Linked DNA regions of Homo sapiens: region 2 is linked to region 1. A link is a loop called in an ENCODE intact Hi-C map of the cell type or tissue named here. Cell type or tissue: mammary epithelial cell. All regions are shown on one strand.

The links. A loop is a pair of places that touch in the nucleus more often than their neighbours do. Peaks named below come from ENCODE experiments on the same cell type or tissue, not always from the same donor. Only the 100,000 strongest peaks of a DNase experiment are listed, where the experiment ranks them.
Region 2: it touches region 1 in a loop (8-fold over the local background); 8 of 110 quality-filtered maps call a loop at or near these places.

What each region holds. Positions count from the first base shown.
Region 1 is chr12:115,379,119-115,387,118 of GRCh38, forward strand. All of the region lies in intron 3 of LOC105370003 (a long non-coding RNA gene), which reads right to left. Among named protein-coding and RNA genes, the nearest start is that of LINC02463, 500 kb to the right of the region's middle. In mammary epithelial cell, no CTCF peak of the experiment used is centred here; DNase peaks (open chromatin) are centred at 4,753 and 5,423; H3K27ac peaks cover 1,277 bases.
Region 2 is chr12:114,664,786-114,672,785 of GRCh38, forward strand. TBX3 (T-box transcription factor 3) reads right to left here. Exons shown (of 7, transcript NM_005996.4): 7 at 5,470-7,517. The coding sequence ends at 7,056. Among named protein-coding and RNA genes, the nearest start is that of TBX3-AS1, 14 kb to the right of the region's middle. RefSeq lists enhancers at 6,726-7,286, 7,287-7,846. In mammary epithelial cell, CTCF peaks have their summits at 3,475 and 3,971 (motif pointing left); DNase peaks (open chromatin) are centred at 3,576, 5,046 and 7,516; H3K4me3 peaks cover 3,082 bases; H3K27ac peaks cover 4,249 bases.

The DNA of each region.
Region 1 (8,000 bases):
GGAGAGTTGGAACTGGGACGTCTGAGACACAAGGGACGGCTCTTTGAGGACAACTAGAATAATCATGATAGTAACACAGCTAACATGCATTGAGTACTCACTATGTGTCAAGCACTGCTCAGGGATTGTCTAATTCAATTCCTACCATACTCCTATGGGAAAGTACTACACTGAGTCCCATTTTCCAGCTGGAAAAACTGAGGCTCCAATAAAGTCACCTGCTCAAAGTCACACTTATTCACTATGTGAATTAATTGCTTGGAGATTACACTATTGAGCAAGCTCAACATGGCTTTTTCCCCCAGGAAGCTCACTGTCTCCTGGTGGAAACAGACAAGCCACCAGGTGATTACAATGGAGCTCTGCTTGGAGCTGTGTTCAGCCAGAGCGGTGTGCCCTGCGGACTGCTTAGAAACATGACTGGAGACACAGGGAACCTAAAACCACTCCTATGAGGAAGATAAAACCTCTCTGGCTCTCTTGTCCTTCCATGTGTATCACACCTCAACACCCTGGCCAGGAAGGCAAACCTTAAAGCTAATTAATATTAACATCACGCAGCAGGCGCCAAGTGCATGCTAACTGCTTCACCCCATCAATTCTCACAGCAGGTTTTTTAGGAAACTGAGGCTCAGAGAGGAGAGGTGACTTGTCCAAGGGCCACAGTGAATAGGGAGAAGAGCCGGGATTTGAGTCTGGGTCTGTGTAATAATTCTGGAGCCTGGAACCTCTGAGCATGCAGACCCCACCTTCCTGCCCTTTAGACAGTCCCAGTCCAACATTCCTCAATCAAAAATATTCGAGGGCCAAATCCATCCGTGTGTGCTTTGGCAGTGGAGTACACTGAGAGCAGACGTCTGTCCTTTGGTTCCAACCCCAGTTTACAATCACCTCACTTAACAATTAAATATATAAAGTCACAGCCCATTGTCCTCATGTCAGATTAATGCATTACATCTTTCTCCTTTCGGATTGATGCCTCCAGACTTTCCGATGTGGAAACGACTGATTATTACAGTTTTTAGGCTTTTTTTTTTCTTTTAATTTTCAAGTCAGTGAACCAGGCAATCACCGACACTGCCCGTGCATTATGGGCCTAATTCTGCAGAGGTCTGACAAACCTGCCCAGAGACAGAAGATTAAGCTATTCCAAATTACCCAGACGGAGGCAAGCCCAGATTGGGCTCTCTGGGACAGAGGTGGGGGTGGGGGGACCTTTCATTTCTGCTCTTTGGAGACCTCCAAGACTAAACAGTTTAGGCCACATCTTGAAGAAAATTGCTTTATCCTTTCACCTTTAAGTGGATTCCGGTGCAATCAGTTGATTTGGGAGCACGTGGAGGTCAGCACACACACGCCAGGATGGGGGTGGGGGATTGTGGGCAGAGTCTCGGAAAGACAGGTGGCAAGTAAAATAAGGGAGGATGTAAAAGCTAGGGCGGCCGGTTTGTAACCTCTAACATCTGGTGCCAAATAGGAGGGTACTCGGGAAAGTATTCGAACCAGGGATGGGGGAGTGAAGTGGAGAAGGAGATCGGGCGGGGAAGACTTTCAAAGGTTGCAACTGTGACAAACCAGGATGCTAGCCCCTCTCAGATGTCGCAGGAGGAAGTGAAAGAGGGAGGGAAGAGGAAGAGAGAGGGAGGAAGAGGTCAGGTCTCCGATCCCCATAACTAGAGGACACTCAAATGCTTGCAGATGGGATGCAAGGAAGGGTAGAGGTGGAGAGTAAATTGCATCTGGCTGCCTGGGAGCACAGCACAGAGGAAACTGGTTTTACTCATGCTGGCAAAGCCCCCTTGCTGAGAGTATCTCCAACTCCAGCCAGCTGGTAGGGAGGAGCCCTAAAATCAGAAAAGCTCCCTCTACCCAGGTTCCTAGTCTTAGCTTCACTGCTCCTGGCTGGGCATGATTTCATGAACCCTCTCCCCTCATTGTGACGGTCCTGGCATCTGAAACTTGCATGCTGAGAAAAGATACCAAGGGAGAGATGCCCATGCTTTCTCAAGGCAGTAGGAAAAGTGTTTTGTCCTGGTCTGGCCTGAGTGAGAACCAGACATTGACTCAGATGGCCAATTTCTACATTGCTATTATTTGGGAGGCTCTAGATTTGGATCGTTCGAAAGCCTTTTATCATTCAGTTCCAGCAACCACATTCAAACCTCCTCACTCTGTTCTCCCAGCACAGTGAACAGTTTGCCTCCACCTTCCCCTTTTGCCACTTCTCTCTTTTTTCTTTTCTTTTCTTTTTTCTTTTAAATCATGATCAGGAAGTTTTCACAGGGACTTCCAATGCTTAAAAGACCAGAGACTAAACTTACATCAGCATCAGTTAGGATGCCTTCAGATACAATTAACAGAAAAGCCAGCTCACCTTGCATTAAACCTTGGAGATGTTTAATTTGGACATCTTCAGACATCTATAGACAGGCGGTTGCTTTCCAGGTTTGGGGCAGCCACTCCACTGGACATCAAGGTAAGCCCTCCCCATTCATCTACTCCCCCAAGCTCAACGCATTCACTTCCCTTCCTGTTCATCAACTCACGCCTTCAAAATGGTAGCCACAGCTCCAAGCATCATGAGCTCAGTCAGAGGTAGAAAGTCTAGGAGAGAGGCGAGGCCTTTTTCTAGGATCACTTTGTCCTTCGATCAATAAAAAAGCAACATTTCTAGAGTCATCATAGCCTCCATCCAAGTCTCATTGATTAGAATTGGGTCACAGGCTCACTTTTAGAGAACAGTCCAAAGCAGGGGCAAAATCTGTTTGTAAGAAATAAAGGGAATGGCTGCTGGGAGGATAATCACAGTATCTCCTCACCAGCTCACCCCCAGGTATTTTCTTTCAGTGTCCTAATCTGGTGAATGGTTCAGCAAGCAGCATCCACATCACCTATTAATCAAGCCATCTCTGGATCCTCCCTGTCCTTCACTCACTCCTTCCCCAAGTCCTGGCCTGTATACCCCTCTTTGACCCTCGAAAATCTCTCCTATGATACTGGACACACAGCAGGTACTCAATAAATGGCAATATTCATTTTGCTGCCCCTATAATCCTGCAGCTCTAGAACCAAATTAGCAAACTAGAAAATTTCCTTTGAGAAACTCAACTTTCTAGGCTCCAGTCATTATTTCAGAACCGACTACTGGTTAAATGAGCAGCTATTGGAATCATAAAACCTGGATTCAAATCTCTGCCCTGCTGTGCCTTAGTTATTATGGCCCTGGGCAGCCTGATAAGACACTCTGAACCCCAGTTTTCTCATCTATAAAAGGGAAATAATTATACTCCATACTTCCTAGGGTAGCTGTGATGGTGAAGTATGATGAGGCATCCAAGTACTTAGCACAGTGTCTGGTACATGGGAAGGGATGAGCAAATGCCTGCTACACTTGCTACCATTTCCCAAATGGTAAAACCCATTGTCAATGAGCTTCATCTTCCACTGCCCCACCAAATCACACTCACCTCAGGAACTTTTCTTCCATCCTGATTTCAATGGATGTTTCCCCCGCCCAACCCCATCCTCAGGACACAGGGCACTCTAGGAAGATTTAGAGAGCCACTGGCTTCCCCTTGCGAAGTGGAGATCATACCCCAGTCCTCACGAGTCCTGGGGCCAGGCTGAAGCCGCAGGAATTGGGTCTGACTTCTAGTGGTTTAGATGGAAATCAGGCAAGAGACTTCTCAGCAGCTTCTTTTATATTTATTTCTGGTCAGATCAAAGGTCCTGTCGGCAATCTGTCTTGACATCTTAATTCCTGTTTTTCTTAACTAATTTTTTTTCCCTGGATGGTGTTCACTCCAAATAAGCTACTGAAAGGCCCTCTGGGGGTAAGAGAGAGAGAGAGAGACTGAGTGGGAGGAATTTAGTTATGTCTTGCTATAAATAAGTGTATAGAATTATACAGATCTTGATGGCCGGAGATCAGTCACTTATTTCCACAGTAGGAAAAAGACAAGCTTGGGGTTATTTCCGGATTCCTAGTGGTGTTCAAACTCACAAGGACACCCAGTAAAGACTGGCTTGATAAAATTCTAACAGGGATCATTTATTGAAAGGGCGTATTAACTGTAATTAAGGACATGAAATTTGGAGTCTGCCATCCTGTAAATACCAGGTTGACCACTTACTAACTGTGTAACCTTGGAAAAGTGACCACACTGCTCTGCCTCAGTTTCCACATCTGTAAAATGGGGACAATAATAACCTCATGGACTTGTTAGGAAGATTAAATGAGTTGATAAATGTGAAGTGCTTAGAGCAGTGCCTGGCACACAGTCAGCAAATATGAGTTTATTAATATCTATTTAACAGGTATTGGGCATAGATTATTGTGTGTTCGATCCATACAACAGTCTTTCATGACAATGTTGCCATCTATAGACCTAATCCACTCATAAATCATTTTGCAAGAGAGGAACTAGAGAAGCAGAGAGACTTGAGTAATTTGGCTACAGGTACTAAGTAGCAGAATCGGAGTTCATAACCAGGTCTGCCTGATCGCCAGAAGAAGCTCTTCACACTCTGCCTCACCTGGTTAAGCAGGACCAGCTATGTCAGCAAGATAACCAGCAGGATGCCATCTCTTTACTGAGGGCAGATGGAGCAAGGCTCACCTTGCCTGCTTAACTTTGAAGGGGGTTACCCCAAGCACGCAAATGAGTTGCTTTAAGCAACTCACGGCCAAAGAAATGAATCACTCCTTGCCCGTCATCTCTAGCTCCCCGATGATGTTTGCAGGCAAGCTTCGGGCCTGTGTAAACGTGAAGTAGGTCAGGCCACAAGCCAAGTCTGCAAGTAGCACAAGGAGTGACTGATTGCACAGTCAGTGAAAGTTTTGGACAATTTACCAGTTCAGGAAAACTACACCTACAACAAACTGGTTGCACCACCTTGTTTAGAATGAGCATCCACTGCCTCTACCACTCACGGAAGTGCTGGAGTTGACATCTAGGAAAACATCAAGGCTCCTGGGGACTTAGGGAGAGGGCACGCTGGTATATTTACATGTTCCTTGATAAAAATACAGCCCAAAAGACATGTTTACCACTGAACTTCAAAACCATTCCGAAGATACCAGTCACTCTTCTACTACAGTCAAAGTAGACCTTTGAAGACTTCTCAGAGAATTTAAAATCTTGAAGGGCCTCAGTGTTCTCTCTGGGGATGTCAAAGATATTTGTCAGAACTGGACAGGGCAATGATGAAGCAGCCTGGGATGCCTTCCTATACCCAGCAAAAAAAAAAAAAAAAAAAAAAAAGGCTTTGTTTTTTTTTCTTTCTTTTCTTTCCCTAATTTCTTATATGAGCATATTCCCCGTGATTCATTTTTTCCCTCTTAAGAGGTTTCTTTGGCCACCTGTGTTCCTGTGGAAATAGCAGCAATGCACACTTATTGAGCAAGCCCTATAGCTAAAAAAAAGTGTGAATCCCTTTGTATGATGTGTCATCCCCTTTACATTCACAACATTCCAGGCCAGGTGAGGTGTCTCACACCCGTAATTCCAGCCCTTTGGGAGGCCAAGGTGGGAGGATCACTTGAGGCCAGGAGTTTTGAGGCCACTCTAGGCAACAAATCAAGATGTTATCTCTACAAAAAGTACAAAAATTAGCCAGGCACGGTGTCATGTGTCTGTAGTCCCAGCTACGCAGGAAGATCGCTTGAGTACAGAAAGTCAAGACTGTAGTGAGCTATGATCCCATCACTGCACTCCAGCCTGGGCGACAGAGTCAGATCCTATCTCTTTAAAAAAAGAAAAATGAGCAATATACCTGTGAGTTGGTACTAATAGGTAATTGTGCCCATTTTACAAATCAAAATGCCAAGGCACTTGCCCAGTGTCAACTCACTGCATGAATGGAGGTGCTAGGTTTGGAATCAACATCTATCTCCAAAGCCCATATTCCTACCCTCTGCTATCCTGTCTCCTAACACTTTATTCAGATCTGTTTTTAAAAGTGCCTAACACAATATATATGATAATTTTTCCTGTTATGTGTCTGTTTCATTTGGTAACAGTAAAGTTAATGCTAACCACCATGTATTAAATAAGCACTTACATATATCAGGTACTGTGCAGGTGAATGTATACGCATTTTCTCTGATCCTGCTGACAGTCCTGTGAGTTGGGTGTCAGGTGCTCCATTATACAGATGAGCAAACAAGTTCAGAGAGGTTAAGTGTGTGGCCCCAGGCTAAGGAGCTCGTGAGCGGTAGAGCCAGTTTCATGAATCAGGTTTGATGGGCCCAAAGCCCATGTGCTTTGTCCTGTGCCTTAGCAACTCCCACTGGCTGTCAGCTTATCAAGGGCCGGGCTGGCATTTTATGTTCTTAGTGTCTCTGCAACCCAGCAAAGTGTCTGGCTGTGAACTAGGTGAACTGCAAAAAAAAAAAAAAAAAAAGTAGAATCAAGGGACCAAGTCAGTCATCCCAGTGCTCTGCTAAATATAGAGTTTAAAGTACAAGCTGGTGCAAGAACAAAGGAAAAAAAAGATGTTTATTTTTTAATGGATCAATTAGAGAAAGTTGAAAATAAGGAGTTATGCTCATCTCTTATATGCAAATGACTGAGTCCTGGATATGTATTGGAGCCCAGCAAATACGTGTTGAATGAATACACTCATATAAAGAGATCAACACTCAGATATTTAGTAGGCATCTCAAACTTGCTATTTCCACAACTATACTGATTATCGTCCCTGCATAACCACTCCTTCTGCCATCTACCCCATTTCCATAATTGCAAACTCTATCCTTCTCATCATCCTCAACTCCTCTTTCTCTCATGCCACGTGAATCCAGCAGCAAGTCCTGCCTGCTCTACTTTCAGGGTATCGCCCGAAATCTGACCACGTCTCACCTCTCCCAAGGCTACCTCCCTGGTCCAAGCCACCATCACCTCTCACTCGGGATGTGGCACCAACCTTCTTACTGGTCACTCTGTGGCATCCCGTACTCTCCACTTCACAGCCAGAGGGATCCTGTTACATCCTAAACCAGACCATGTCACTACTCTATTCAAAATGAGCAGCATGCTCCAACCTCATGACATTTGCACTACAGCCCCGTCTGCTTGGAATTCTCTGCTACAGAAATCTGCAAGGCATACTCCCTCATTCCCTTCCTTCAGGCCACCGCTCTGCCATCTGTCACCTCCTCAGTGAGCCTTCTCTGAATACCCTTTATCAAATAGAACCCTCTCCACTACCCCAGCACCCAGCCTTCTCTATTTTCCTTCACCTGCTTTCTTTTTCCCCATAGTCATGTTCCATTTGTATCTATGTAACACCTATGATGTACCAGCACATAAACTTCACAAGGGCAGAAGTATGTCTGTCCCAGCGAAATCCTAGGCACCCAGAACAATTCTGGCAAGGAGTAAATATTTGCTGAATGAATGAATAGTTTCTCTTTGCTCTGGAACATGTAAGGATTAGTCCAGAAGGGTACACTATTACTGAGATCAAAGTTGTTCCATAGAACTTTCCAGAATGATGGAAATGGTCTACATCTGCTTTATTCATCCAATACAATAGCTACCAGTCGCTATGTGGCTAGGAGCACTTGAAATGTATGTAGGACAACTGAGGAATTAAATTTTTTAAAAATTCATAGACCACTTTTTAGAGCAGTTTTAGGTTTACAGAAACACTGAGCAGAAAGTACAGAGAAAAGACAGTATTTTTTATTTTATTTTGTTTTAGTTTATTTAAATAGCCATATGTGGCTAGTGGCTACCATATTGGACAGAAGTGACTTAGACTGAGACTAAGAAGGAAGGCTCCTGCCTCCCTCACCGCTGTGTGTGCATCAGTCCCAGGAGGGAGCCTGTGGAAGGCCTGCCACGTTTTTCCTCCTAAGGACTCACCAGGGCCCCAAAGGCGGAGTCAGCCTTCCAAGCAGAGAAGTTTGCAGATCAACCTCTAGGAAAGAAGAAAGCAGACAGTGCAGCACAGAGAATCTTCATTGAAGATGTGCCAGTTGCTAAGGGAGGCCC
Region 2 (8,000 bases), 710 kb before region 1:
TGGCAGATACATATTCAGCGCTGGTGCTTCTAACAGGCTCCCACTGCGGCTGTATGCCTGGGTTGGGAGGGTTGGAGGTTGAGGGTGACTAAGGTAACGACCGGAGACAGCTGGCGCTTCTGCGCGAGTGAAGGGCGCCCGGTCCCGGCATAAAAAAAAAAAAAGTTTTGTCAACGATGCCCGCGTTCGGGACTGGGGTGGACAATGCGCAAAAGCGTTAGGAAAAAAGTTCGCGCCCGACTGTGGGTTCTGTGCCTGCGGTGTTCTTGACGCTTTGGGGACATTTGGGAGGCAAAGGGTGCACCTTCCTGGGCCCGCCGCGCGGGCGCGAAGAGGACCTAGGCGAGAGTTGGCTGTGCGGGCCTGGGGAAGCGAGTCTGTCCTCCGGGTGCAATTCCCCAACCCGAAACCAGAGCCCGGGTCATTAGCGGGAAACCGAAGTGGCGCGGGGATCGCATTTCAAAAGCTCAAAGAGACAGGCTGACTGGGAGCGCTGGAATTGGGGCGGGGGGGTGGGGGGGCGATGGTGGGGGTCGGGGATGGTGAGGGGAAGAGCCGGACCGCCCGGACAGTAGCCGTACAGATTCCAACTGGTTGGGTCCCACCCCCACAAAACCCTCCTCTCTTTTGCGCCCCCCGCCCCCCGATTCCAGAGGCTGCGCCTGAGTCTCATTCACTGCTTTGGGGAGACCCGGGACCCAAAGGCCGTCAGAATTCACCCCAGCCGCGGGACAGAAGCGCCTTACGTTTTGGGGGCAGGCGCTATTCCCTACTCAAGCCAGTTATTTCCACCCCTACCCAGTGTGCAGCCAGACCCAAGCTCTGGCTCTCTAGGGCCGTGGGGCCTGCAGTTGTCCAGGCTGCGGGAACCTGGGCCGCACTGCCGGGTAACCAGGCAGCGCTTTTCCTTCGCGGGGCTGCACCCTCAGCACCCCTTCGCCGGCTTCTCTGTAGAATCCTTCTTTCCACCAGCTGAACCCCTGGGCTTCTAGCTGGGGCCAAAACGTTGGAAGTGAGAGGGCGGAAAAAACTAAAATGTCATAGGTTCCTGGAAGCTGGGCAGGGTTGAACCCAGAAAGAGCGAAGATCTCTCTGCCTGCGGCGTCTCCACCTGCAGTCCCCGGACTGCGCTCGGCCTTGGCGCCTGGGTAGACAGAACATAGCAAATGCTAGGGACGCGGGGGAGGATCTGAGGCCAGCAGAGAAAGCCTCAGACACCCAAAGCCCCAGTCTTGGTTCCAGACCCCGCGGGAGAGGGAAACCCCGGCGTCAGCTTGGTGGTCGCCCTGCGGGCCCCGGCGTACGCCAGCGCTGTTGGAATTTCCTCTCCCCCGCGGTTTCCCTCGCGGTTCAGATCGGGACCAGAACGCGATCAGCTTCAGTGCCCCGCCGCAGGCATTTTTAAATAGAGTATTGCGTCCCCCATTCAGCCTCTCTCTTCCTCTACCGGGGAACAAAGGCCCCAAAACCGCGGTCTTAGCTGGGACGGGTGTCCCAGGACACACAAGAGGGTTGGCCGGGGAGGGGGATGCTGAAATAAAAGCTGTCCTTTTACATAGCACGACAGATGCACAAAGAAATTTGAACGTTCTCGTATTAAAAAAAAAAAAAAAAAAAAAAAAAAAAAAAAAAGCCTGCGGCACACTCCAAAATCCGGAACATCCCCTCAGATTTCTGTAAATCCGGGACATATGCGCCGCAGGTACGTACACCTTCAGCTGAATTAGGAAAGGGAATTACAGTGGATCCTGGAGCCCACTTCGGTTTGAATCCTGGCTCCATAATTTCCCCCAGAGGATCTTGGGTAAGTGATTTAATGGTCTATGCCTCAGTTTCCTCTCTTGTAAAACAGAGATAAAGATCATATATCGTTTATGGGGTTAACTGTGAAGGCTAACGGGGGTCACTTTTATGGGGTGCTTCACCGAGTGCCTGGCTTGTGCACGTGTCCCTTGTATGCCAAGTATTTATATTATTCTTGTTTCGTGTACTTTGAACTCCGACATCTGCAACATATACTTCTTGATTATACGCATCTTGATTATAAAACAACCAAATGCATCTACATCCGGAACTGTCTTGCGCATGAACTTCTAAACCCAAATTGGAAGAGACAGCTACAGATGGAGCACGCACAGCTACACGCAAACATACACATATCCTTCTAACACCTGCAGCTCCTGGCCCCAGAATGCAGACACCCAAGAGCTACCCTTAGATAGGAGTCTATACTGGGCTACCTACAGAAGAACCCAGGTCGCCGCTGGCGGCCTCGCAGCTGCACCCCGACAGCCACTTTCTTGGCTGGTTGCCGTGAGGTCACATTGGAAACCAGCGAGGCAGAAAGCGCGCTGTCGTGAAGCGTTGCAAGCCTCTCGTAGCGGCCTGAAGGCGGCTGTCTGTCTGCTGGCTTAGGGGAAAGGTCAGAATCTGGGTTTTCCTTCTTGGATGGAAATTTTTTTAAGGGCCTACACGTCAGGAACTGTCCCCACAAAGAAAGAGTGGGTCCCAGAACAGCGCAGATCTAGAGAGAGGCCCTAATCGCGCGAGCGCGCACACACACACGCCCTCTTGCACACACCCGGCTCCTTCAGGTTGCCGGGACCTCGGGAGGAGGGAGCCGCAAGGTCGTGACCCCTGCCTCTGCCCGAGCGCGCCCTTCGGCCCCTGCAATTAGCGCCGGGAGGTCAGCAGGAACCCGGACGCCTTCACCCGCGGCTCAAAGCACAGCAAAAGGCGACCCCATCCCCTCCCCTCCGCGGGTCTCAGACTCCAGGGCGCAGCCAGGACTGGAGCCGACCTTCCCGACAGGCAGGGGTTGGAGGCCTCTGACCGGCACCCGCATTTGTCACCTTAAATCTACAAGTCACGAAGGTGCTGGGCCCTGCAGGCTGCGGTAGCTGACCCTCGTAGGGACTGCTGCTCCCGCGAGTCATGGCCTTTGTCCTTGTAGACGCGGCCAGGTTAAAAAACAAAAACTTCCAAAGTTGTGGAGTAAAAAAGAGAGCATCCTGGTACTGGCAAGTTGTCCCCAGGGCAGAATTTGAGGTGTGTATGTTGGGGAAGGAGGTATCCTTTCTCTATCGACCCATCGCGAATTCAGGTTATCCCCCGCCAGGCGGGGTCCAGAACAAGGGTCTAGAGATTTCTACAAGCAGCAAGGAACTTGTCCAGAGAATTACGAGCCAGGGTTCCCGCACTGAATTTTCTAACATTCTTTGGAAACCCAGAGGAGGGCAGGGCTGTTTTTCTCATCTGAGGCACAAACGGGAGTGAAAGTGATATCCAGGAAAGAGGGGAAGGCAGCTTCTTCCGAGGCTGAGAATGGGGCTGGGGACGGAGGAGGAGGGGAGTGGGGCTGGGAGTGGTGGGGATGAGAAGGGGCGAAGGCGAAGCGCCCAAGTTCCGGAACCCGGGAGGCGCTGGGGTGCCGAGCCAGCTGCGGCGACCTGGACGCATTCGTAGACGAGACAGATAGGTGGCACTCGAAGCCCAGAAAAAAGGCGAAGGCGCCTGCCCTGAGTGGCCTCTGGGGCGGCCGCAGCCACCATAAAGCCTGCGGCGAGATTGCGACCGGCGCCAGGTGAGTAATAGGCAGCAAAATCCAGAGAGACTGCGAGCCGTTCATCCCCTCCACCCCCCGCCCATCAGCGCTACAGGAGTTACTCATTAACATCACAATATACAAATGAGATACACAGGAGATTAAAAAAAAAAAAAAAAAAAAAAGAGGAACGCCAGTAAGAGAGGCTGGACACAAGTCTGAGCAGGGTCCCCAAATCGGGGGCGGGGGGAGAGAAGGGAGGAGGTAAGCAAATTTGGACTGAGAAAGAAGAGAAAAGCAAAGCATTTCTTCCCTTTTGGAGGCTGAGTTCTTTTTTCCCCAATTCGGGAGAGCGCAACCAGCCAACTACCACCTTCTCAGAGGCGCGGACACCGCGCGTTGTCGCTGGATCCAGAGCTGCCCCCTTCAGGCTGTAGCCGCTGCGCAGAAGGAGCGCGCCCTGGAAATCTCCCAGTCCTCGGGGGAGCCCCAGCCTCAAAGGTCCCCAGGGCCCGTCTCAGCTCAGGCCCTGCCACCCCCGCAGCGCACCCCGCCCCTCCCCCCCCCCGCGACTCCGCACCAACATACTCTGGTTGTCTGTCTTCCCTCCCACCCCCGGAGACATCGCAGAGGAGGCTGTAGGGGTCCCCACGTGCCTGGCCAGAGATGGAAGGGGCTTTGCCCCGCTCTCCAAAAGGTCTCGACCTCGATCCCTTCCAAGTACAGGATGAGGGAAGGGAGGGGGCGTCCTCCTCTCCGGTCATTCAAGAGGCCTGAAGGTGACAGGGACTTGGGGCCGGGCTGGCGGGCTCCAGGGGGTGGCGGGTGGGGGGTGGGGAGGGAGGCAGCCGCCAGGCAGGCTCCAGCTGGGTCTTCACGTCATGGCCCCCAGGGCAAGAAAAGGGCTAAGGACTAACCCTCGAACCTTCCCGTGCCGCCCCCGCCCCCCAACAGACACACACCTCGGAGGCGAGGCTGGGGGTCGGGAGACCAAAAGACTGACAGTGCCTCATCATTTTTTATTGAATGTTTCAAAGATAAATTGAACTTCAAAAGGCAACTCCCCGAACAGCCTGGAGACGGGTTTGAAGGGGAGACTAGGGGAGGATGTCAGCCTCCTGGGTGACTTTTGCCGTGGAGGGGGTGAAATGTGCACCCTGGAATTACCTTTCCCCTTTCGGGGATAATTTCCCTCCTCCCTCGCGTGACACAGCTAAGTTTTCGCGGAGCTGGCCGCGCTTTGCACGCACAACTCGGGATGGATGGGGCCTCGTAGGGGCGCCTTGGGCCAGCCGGGTTCAATTTGAGGCACCAGGGACTGCAGGCTGTGTGGGGGGTTGCCGAGTGGAAAGGCGTTGCGTCTTGTCCACTTCTACAACCTGGAGGGTTGCTGCCTAGCCAAGCCCGCTCGGACTGCTGGGGCATTCTGCTGGCCTTTTCCCCGAGCCAAACACACTGGTGCAAGAAGGTATTTTCGACTTGGATTCGCCAGATTGATGTCAAAACTGAGGGCGAGCTTAAAACGAAAAACATTCGTACTTGCCGAGCTTACTTTTGGTCGGATTCGGGTGGGAAAACCTGACTTAGGGAGCACATCAGTCTTTTTCCATTAAAACTTAAAAGTATCTGAAATTACCCTTCTTTCTGTATTCTCATCAGGCCCCTTTCCGTCTCCCTGCTTTGCTCCCTAATTTAAAGGAAAAGTAATTTCAGATTGAAGTGGCTCCCTTCGCTCAAGTAAGGGACTTTTGTTTTTAGCTTTGTAACTTGAGTGACATCTCATTTTGGTTCGCTGGGGGCGGTCTTAATTATTTAAAGGCGAAGGGAAGGGGGTAAACTCAGAACAAGAAGATACTAAACCCTCCCCTGACTGTCCATCTTCAGGAAAGGTTCCCAAAGAAAAAACATTTAACACAAGGCCCAAAGACATTTCAATAAAAATTTATTGAAATTTCAGTGATGTTTTAAAGAGAGGGGGAAAAATACAGAAAACCAAAGAACTCATCAACAACTATAACACAAAATATACCTTCATGAATTTGTCTTTAAACCATCTCTCAGCACCTGACTTTTGAACTGTGAATATATCTCTATAGGCAGGCACCAATTCAAAACACCGATACTGACAACAGTAGTAAATTCCACTTCGTTTTGAGGAAATCAGAGACTAGCAAATACAAATAACAAAAGAAAAATTAAAAAGTCAAACCGCAGCCTCTGCCCTCCTCCCTCCCCACAGCAATCTCAGTTATATTTTAAGGAATTTGAAGTGGAGCTGGAAAGTGGCACTCCTTCCCCAATTTTGGTGAAAATAGGAAATAGCACTTTCCCCCACTTTTGGACATTAAAAAAGAAAACAAAAATGTTGCAGACAACTCTTTTGAAAGGGTATTGGTGTTGGTGCAGGAAGTGTGTTTTCTAGTGTTAACAGCAATTCTGTGACCTGGAAATAAACCCAACTAAAGGAAAACAAGAACACAAAACCTGACAGTTGCAATTCTATTTACACAGAGCTATGTACAATGTCAATAAATTAAAGTTTAATTTTCCAAGCATTCATATTCCACCTATTTACAAGAGTTATCAAATAATTACATAAATACTTTGTCTAATAGTCTCACTTCTTTATTATTTTTTTAAAACCTTGTTATTGCATATACAGGAAAGAGAAAGAACTGTCAAAGAACGACATGAATCCTGCTACAGAGCTTAGATATAATAAATTCATTTTATGTGTTTTGCCCACTCCTTCCCTTTAAATCCCCCCCTCCCTTGGGTCACTGATTTGAGGGCAAAGGATTGGGAAAAGGGTAGGGGGCTATATTGTTTTCTCTCTAAAAGCAAGCGTTCAAAATAAAAACCACAAATACATTACTGTGGACATGCAAGAAGAGACCTACAGCGGCTCTGAAAACATCACAAGAATATTAAAAAGACACAGATTTTCTTAATATAGACTAAACAAGGATGGTAGGGACTTCCCTCCCCAAACAAAGCTGCTCAGTAATTTATTGAGAACCGATAATGCAAGTCCCTATAAAGTTTTTAATCTGCACAAACAGAATCATGTTAATGTGTTCACTTGTCCCGATTTTTTTTTTGAAAGATTTTGTTTTTGTTTCCACTTGACACAGTGAAGGAAAAATATATATATAAATCCGCACTGAGGGAGATGTCTTTGAACACCTCCCCGCCTGGTGGGCAGAGACCCAGACCAGCCTTGCTGGAAGTTGCTCTGGACATAAATGTTGGAACTCCTACCCCCAGTAGCTCAATGCAACCGACGTTTCTGAGCCCCCAGAATCTGATCCAGATCCCGGACATATAAACCACGCCAAGAAGACAGGGGCTGTCTCTAGCACATTCTCTCGAGGGAGTCCGGGGCCCCTTCCCAGACGCAACTGCAAAAGGAAGGGCTAACGCCATGGCGGGCCCGTGGTTTATTTTATATCCGACAAAGTGCACGGCAGCCTGAACTGGACTGGAATGAAAAGACGTGTCTGGGACGGGTCTACGGGGACGCGCTGCGGGACCTGTCCGGCTTGGCTTCCAAGCCGCTAACCAACCGCTGGATGCTCTGCAGTTCGCTGGTGGCCGCCTCTTTCTCCGCGCAGAGTTTGGGCGACAAGGACATGGAGCTGGAGGAGAGCGTGGAGGAGCGGCTGTTGAGTTCAGAGCCCGAGTCCACTGCCACCGAGGCCGGGCTGGCGGCCAGGGCGGCGACTTTGCCGTCCAGGGGCCCCGCGGCCGCCGCCATGGAGGGCAGGGCGGTGGTGAGCAGACTGCTGCCGTCCGGGACCGGCACCGGGATGGAGTAGGGGCTGTAGCGCAGCCGCGGGCGCATGGTGTTCAGATTGAGGAAGGGGTGGCGGTGCACCGAGCTGGAGGCTGCCGCAGAGGAGGCGGCCGCCGCTGCGGCCATGTACGTGTAGGGGTAAGGGAACAGGCTTCCGAAAGGGGACATGGCCAGGCCCTGGGGTGAGAAAAGAGACACACAGCGAGTCAGCCGGGTGGGAGGAGCTTATCTCATCCCTCTCCTCTCTTCTCCCCCTCCAACATTGGGCAAGCCATGAATCCCTGGTATGTTCTGTTGTTGTTGTTGTTGTGTTTTTTTTTTTGGGGGGGGAGATAGGTGGGGGCAGGAGAGAAGTCAACACTCAGAAATCTCTAGGTACAAATCTTAGCTGTGTCACCCTAGGCCAAGAGACTTTGATTAACTTGTGCCTCAGCTTCCTTATAGGAAGAAAAAACAGGGAAATCATAAGTAATTCATATACTTATTGAGGACTTTGTAGATATTAAATGAGTGAAAGCCTGCAATATGCTGCACACAGTGTGTGCAGCCCCCAGGAAATCTCCTTGCACCTGTTAAATGGGGATACAGATTCAGTTTACCCCACAGAGGTAACCAAGGGGAAGCCGGAGGACATAAATTAGTAGGAATAATTTTTTAAAT